2 separate regions of the Homo sapiens genome follow, and region 2 is linked to region 1. A link is a loop called in an ENCODE intact Hi-C map of the cell type or tissue named here. Cell type or tissue: gastrocnemius medialis. All regions are shown on one strand. Each heading gives the region's core, and the rest is flanking DNA. Links, peaks and the distances in the headings are about the cores only. Region 1 overlaps SLC25A25 (solute carrier family 25 member 25). Region 2 overlaps ZBTB43 (zinc finger and BTB domain containing 43).

The links. Hi-C counts contacts between places; a loop is a spot of excess contacts. Peaks named below come from ENCODE experiments on the same cell type or tissue, not always from the same donor. Only the 100,000 strongest peaks of a DNase experiment are listed, where the experiment ranks them.
Region 2: it touches region 1 in a loop (15-fold over the local background); 1 of 110 quality-filtered maps calls a loop at or near these places.

The regions. Positions count from the first base shown.
Region 1 is chr9:128,077,220-128,079,719 of GRCh38, reverse strand. All of the region lies in intron 1 of SLC25A25 (solute carrier family 25 member 25), which reads right to left. Among named protein-coding and RNA genes, the nearest start is that of SLC25A25, 10 kb to the right of the region's middle. In gastrocnemius medialis, for the core only: no CTCF peak of the experiment used is centred there; a DNase peak (open chromatin) is centred at 1,089; H3K4me3 peaks cover 487 bases; H3K27ac peaks cover 1,688 bases.
Region 2 is chr9:126,811,640-126,815,184 of GRCh38, reverse strand. All of the region lies in intron 2 of ZBTB43 (zinc finger and BTB domain containing 43), which reads right to left. Among named protein-coding and RNA genes, the nearest start is that of ZBTB43, 8.4 kb to the right of the region's middle. In gastrocnemius medialis, for the core only: no CTCF peak of the experiment used is centred there; a DNase peak (open chromatin) is centred at 1,984; H3K27ac peaks cover 2,500 bases.

The DNA.
Region 1 (2,500 bases), core at 1-2,500:
CGCCTGGCCCCTCCTGGGTTTTTTAAGCAATTCTCCTACCTCAGCCTCCCCAGTAGCTGGGATTACAGGCATGCGCCACCAGGCCCGGCTAATTTTTTTTTTTTTTTTTTTTTTTTGTATTTTTAGTAGAGACAAGGTTTTGCCAGTTGGCCAGGCTGGTCTCGAACTCCTGACCTCAAGTGATCCACCTGCCTTGGCCTCACAAAGTGCTGGGATTACAGGCGTGAGCCACAACGCCCAGCCAGTTGGTTCTTATTCTTGGTGATCTAAACTACCCTCTCTCCACCCTTTTTTTTTTTTTTTTTTTTTTGGCATCAGCAGCATTTCAATCAATGGTTTTTGAGAGTCTTCTTACACAATGTAGGCGGTTCTGTGTTTTGGAAGAAGTGTCACATTAGACTCCAGCCAACAGGGAGGGAGGACAGGAGGAAAGGTATGGAGCCAGAGTGTGATGGAACAACACTGAAAGCTTCAGGCACCGGCAGGAACAGGGACAGCCACCTCTCCAGTTTCCCCACTGACCCTGCAGAAAATGAGTCATGATTTATCTCCTCAAACTTCCTGGAAAAGCCAGCCAAGAGCTTAAAGTAGATAAGAAGCTCCTTATGGCCTACCTTTGTTATTCATTTACTTTAAAGGAAGATGCATCTTTAAGACAACAGCTTCTTTTGTCAGGTGTGGTGTTGAGTCTTTTATATCCCGTATTAGGAACAGTGTACCTATCATTTTAGTCACGGCTTCCTGTGCACCACCAGGGCCTTAAAATGCTGAGACAGAGTTATGCACAGGTATGTCAATGTCATAAACTATGAAAATAAATGTGGCCAAGTTTTAAAGGCAAGTTAAGTGTCCACAGTCAAAGAAGGAAGGCGGCACTGCATTGAGCTAAATGGGGCAGAGTCAAAATCCTGGGTTCTGGAACTGGCTTGGCCTCCAAGCAACCCAGCCTCCGAGCCTTAGTCCCACTTCTGCAAAGTAATGCTGGTTAGTGAGATAATCTCCAAAGCTTTGAAGTAAGCTCCACTTGAGCTTCCACTTTCACAACTTCAAGGTCAACTCTGTACTTAGGAAAGACGATCCACGGCTTCTGAGAGGGCAACAGGCTTGCAAGATGAGGAGGTCCGGTTTCTGTCCAGGGAAAGCATGCGGGCCCCAAAGACGTCTTTTTGTGTAGATAGAGTGAGTGAGTCTACTACAACTTTTTATTGTTTCTTTGCTCATTTTGATGTCCACAGAGCCCAGGTTTTCCACAGCGGACATCCCCTTCCACACCACGGAAGCTTCTCCCTCTCCAGGTTGCTGGGGTGGGGCTATGTCTCCCTGGGTGCCACACACCCTTTAATGCTGATGTCCCCAGGCTTTGCCCTCCCTTGCCTTTCGCTTTTCACCTAAGCAAACTAGGGGCAAAATATAGGTGATTCTGACCAATTCTGGGCACCTTATTTTCAAAGAACCAATGGGGAAGTCACTTGGTGAATATGTGCCAGACCCAGTCCTGGGCTCTTTCTATGCTTTATCTAATTTAACCCACACACCCCCCTTATGCAGTAGGTCCTCATACCAACAAGTTTCTGATAAGGAAACAGACTTGGAGAGGGTGAGTCATTTGTTCAAGGTCACTCAGCTAGCAAGCAGCAGAAGGAACATTTGAACCCAGGTCTCATACCATACAAATCACCCTTTTTTTTTTTTTTGAGACAGAGTCTCACTCTGTTGACCAGACTGGAGTGCAGTGGCGCAGTCTCGGTTCACTGCAACCTCCAACTCCCAGGTTCAAGCAATTTTCCTGCCTCAGCCTCCCGAGTAGCTGGGATTACAGATGTGTGCCACCATGCTCGGCTAATTTTTGTATTTTTAGTAGAGCTGGGGTTTCTACATGTTGGCCAGGCTGGTCTCGAACTCCTGACCAGCCTCCCAAAGTGCTGGGATTACAGGCATGAGCCACCCATTTAAAGTATACAGTTCAGTGGTTCTCAGTATCTTCACGGATATGTGCAACCATCACTCCAGTCAACTTGAGAATATTTCCAACACCTCAAAAAGAAACCTCATCTCACCTTCCTATCTCTCTACCCGCCAGTACCCCACTCCCAGGTAGGCAAGTACTACTCAATTTTCTGTCTCTGTAGACTTCTCCATTCTGGACTTTCACCTAAATGGATCATACAGTGCATGATCTTTGCGACTGGCTTTTTTTTTTTTTAAGACGGAGTCTTGCTCTGTCGCCCAGGCTGGAGTGCAGTGGCGCGATCTCGGCTCACTGCAAGCTCCGCCTCCCGGGTTCACGCCATTCTCCTGCCTCAGCCTCCCGAGTTGCTGGGACCACAGGCGCCCGCCACCGCGCCCGGCTAATTTTTTTTGTATTTTTAGTAGAGACGGGGTTTCACCGTGGTATCGATCCCCTGACCTCGTGATCCACCCGACTTGGCCTCCCAAAGTGCTGGGATTACAGGCGTGAGCCACCGCGCCCGGCCGCGACTGGCTTCTTTCAATCAGCGTA
Region 2 (3,545 bases), core at 1,008-3,507, 1.3 Mb after region 1:
CAATACACACATACACACATACATTTTATACATATGTGAAAACAACAGCCAAAACTTTTTCAAATTTGATGAAAACTACGAACTCACAGACCTAAGCAGCTCAACAAACTCCAAGCACAAGAAACATGAAAAAAACTACAGCAAGGCACATCATAATCAAATCACTTAAAATCAGTGGAGAAAATCTTAAAAGCAGCCAGACAAAAAAAAGGCCCCTTGTGTACAGAGAACCTCAGAAGCAATGCAAGCCAGGAGACAGGAGACCATTTTAAAATACTGAAATGAAGGTGGGGGAGGGGGCGGAAAGGCCTGTCAACTTAGAATTCTATACCCATGAAAGTATCTTCAAAGTGAAGGCAAAATACTTTTTCTTTCTTTCTTTCTTTCTTTTTTAGACAGAGTCTTGCTCTGTTGCCCAGGCTGGAGTACAGTGGTGCAATCTCAGCTCACTACAAGCTCCGCCTCCTGGGTTCACACCATTCTCCTGCCTCAGCCTCCCAAGTAGCTGGGACTACGGGCATCCACCACCATGCCCGGCTAATTTTTTGTATTTTTAGTAGAGACAGTGTTTCACTGTGTTAGCCAGGATGGTCTCGATCTCCTGACCTCGTGATCTGCCCACCTCGGCCTCCCAAAGTGTTGGGATTACAGGCGTAAGCCACCGCGCCCGGCCCAAAATACTTTTTCAGACATAGAAAAGTTGAAAGAATTTATCACCAAAAAGGTCAAAAGTTTAAAAAAAAAAAAGTCACATGAAAACAAAAGTCAAGCAACACAATACTAATATCAAAGTAAATTTCAATGTAAATTTACTTTGTAAATTTCATCTGTAAAATTTTTACAGATGTAAAATTTACATTTTACAGATGTAAATTTCATCTGTAAAAATTTTACAGATGTAAATTTCATCTGTAAAAATCAGGATGAAAGTTTATTGTTAACTGATGAAACCTATAATTCACAATGAAGTTTACTCTGTGAACTTTTATGTGTCAGAGTACAATGTTAGAAAATAAGGCAACAGTAACAGAACTGTAATTGTAGCAGGAAATATAAGTATCCCTCTTTAATTCTTAATAAATCAAGTAGGCAAAGGACAAGAATCTATAGGTTTAGACAGCTATCAATAAAGCTAATTTAATGCAATACCTATATACTCTACAAATAATACTCCTTTTCTACTGTCTGTAGGACATTTACAAAAATGATAATATACGTGGCTACAGAGAACATCAATAAATTCTCCAAAGCGGAAATGCACAGGGCACATTTGATTACATGTGACTATACAATGGATTACACAATATGATAAAACTAGAAATGTAAAAAGTAGAGGGGGAGAAGAGGACAAGGCAATAGGGTAGGAGAAAATTCATAAATTTTATACAAAACTCTGGTATCAAAATTGGCCAACAACAAAAAAAACCCTACAAGCCAATCTCACTTATTAACATAGAAAGAAAAATTATAAATCACATGGCATTCTGGTTTGTATACTTTAATCTCTTGCGGGTTTGGTACATCATAAGTATGATATGTTGAAGACACTGAGTTATTGGTCCAATCACACTAACGGCAAGATCCTAGATTATGGTGAAATTACCATCAGAAAGCCATTTCAGATCTCCCTCGGCTCTCTTTCACTCAAGACTAACCCTGGTGACACACACATCATTACTTGTGCTTCCTTCTATGAGTGACAATGAGTGATGGGAGATAAATCTAGAAAAAGCCGAATGAGACGTCTACATTGGGGCAGCACTGAAAACTTCTAAGTGACGTGCTGTGAGGCATGGTTAAGGAAGGTTGATCTGCTGACGGACTAAAGCAGGAGAAAGTCTGAAGTAGAAGCTAATTATAGGATTTCAATAAGTGTAGTCTAGGTAGTAATAAAAGTAACAGTGGGGCCAGGCATGGTGGCTCACGTCTTTTATCCCAGCATTTTGGGAGGCTGAGGCACGTGGATCACTCGAAGTCAGGAGTTCCAGACCGGCCTGGCCAACATGGTGAAACCCTGTCTCTACTAAAAATACAAAGTTAGCCGGGCGTGGTGGCACACATCTGTTATCCCAGCTATTCGGGAGGCTGAGACAGCAGAACTGCTTGAACCTGGGAGGCGGAGGTTGCAGTGAGCCGAGATCATGCCAAAGCACTCCAGCCTGGGCAACAAGAGCAAAACTACATCTCAAAAAAAAGAAAAAAAAAAAAAGTAACAGTGGGTATGGAAAAGGGGTGGCATTGATGAGACTGACAGAACTGGTCAGCAGGAAGATACAGCAGTAGTACAAGGTACAAATGATACCATCAAGAAAGTGAACACACAACCCACAGAATAGGAGAAATTATTTGCAGATCATGTAACTAATGAGTGACTTGCATCCAGAATACCTCAAGAACTCTTATGACTCAATAATAAAAAGATAAATAACCCAACTGAAAAACAGATAAAGGATCTGAAGAGACATTTCTCCAAAGAAGATATACAAATAACCTATAAGCATATGAAAACCACTCAACATCATTAGTAATTAGAAAAATGCAAATCAAAACTACTAAACATCCCTTTTCACTCACTAAAATGGCTGTCAAAAGACAGACAGACAATAACAGGTGTCGGTGAGGATGTGTAGGTATTATAACCTCCATACATTGCTGGTGGGCATGTAAAATGGTACAGCTACTGTGGAAAGCAGTGTGACAGCACCTCAGGGAGTTAAACATAGAGTTACCACGTTAATTCAACAATTCTCCTAGGTACATACCCAAGAAAAATGAAAACATATGATGTCCACACTAAAACTCGTACATGAATGTTCATAACTGCATTATTCTTAAAAGCCAAAAAGTGAAAACCATCATAAGCTCCATCAACTTATGACTGGATAAACAAACAGGATATATCCTTAGAATAGGATGTTTGGCAATAAAAAAGAACGAAATACTGATAGATGTGACAACACGGCTGGCACTTGAAAACGTTATGCTAAATGAAAGAGGTCGGACACAAAAGGCCGTATCTTGTATGACTCCACTTATATGAAATGTCCAGAATAGACAAATCCATAGAGACAGAAAGTAGATTCGTGGCTACAGGTAGAAGAAATGGGGAGCAACTGCTAACTGGGTTTCTTTGAGGGGAGACAAAAGTTCTAAAATTAGATTGTGGTGATGGGTATACAAATCTGTGAATATACCAAAAAAAAAACCTCTTTATTACTTATGAATTATGTCTCTGTAAAGCTGTTTAAAAAAGAGTAATGTGGCCGGGTGCGGTGGCTCACGCCTGTAATCCCAGCACTTCGGGAGGCCGAGGTGGGTGGATCACAAGGTCGGGAGTTCGAGACCAGCCTGACTAATATGGTGAAACCCCGTCTCTACTAAAAACACAAAAATTAGCTGCGTGTGGTGGTGGGTGCCTGTAGTCCCAGCTACTCGGGAGGCTGAGGCAGAAGAATCACTTGAACCCAGGAGGCGGAGGCTGCAGTGAGCCAAGATTACCCCACTGCACTCCAGCCTGGGCGACAGAGTGAGACTCCATCCCAAAA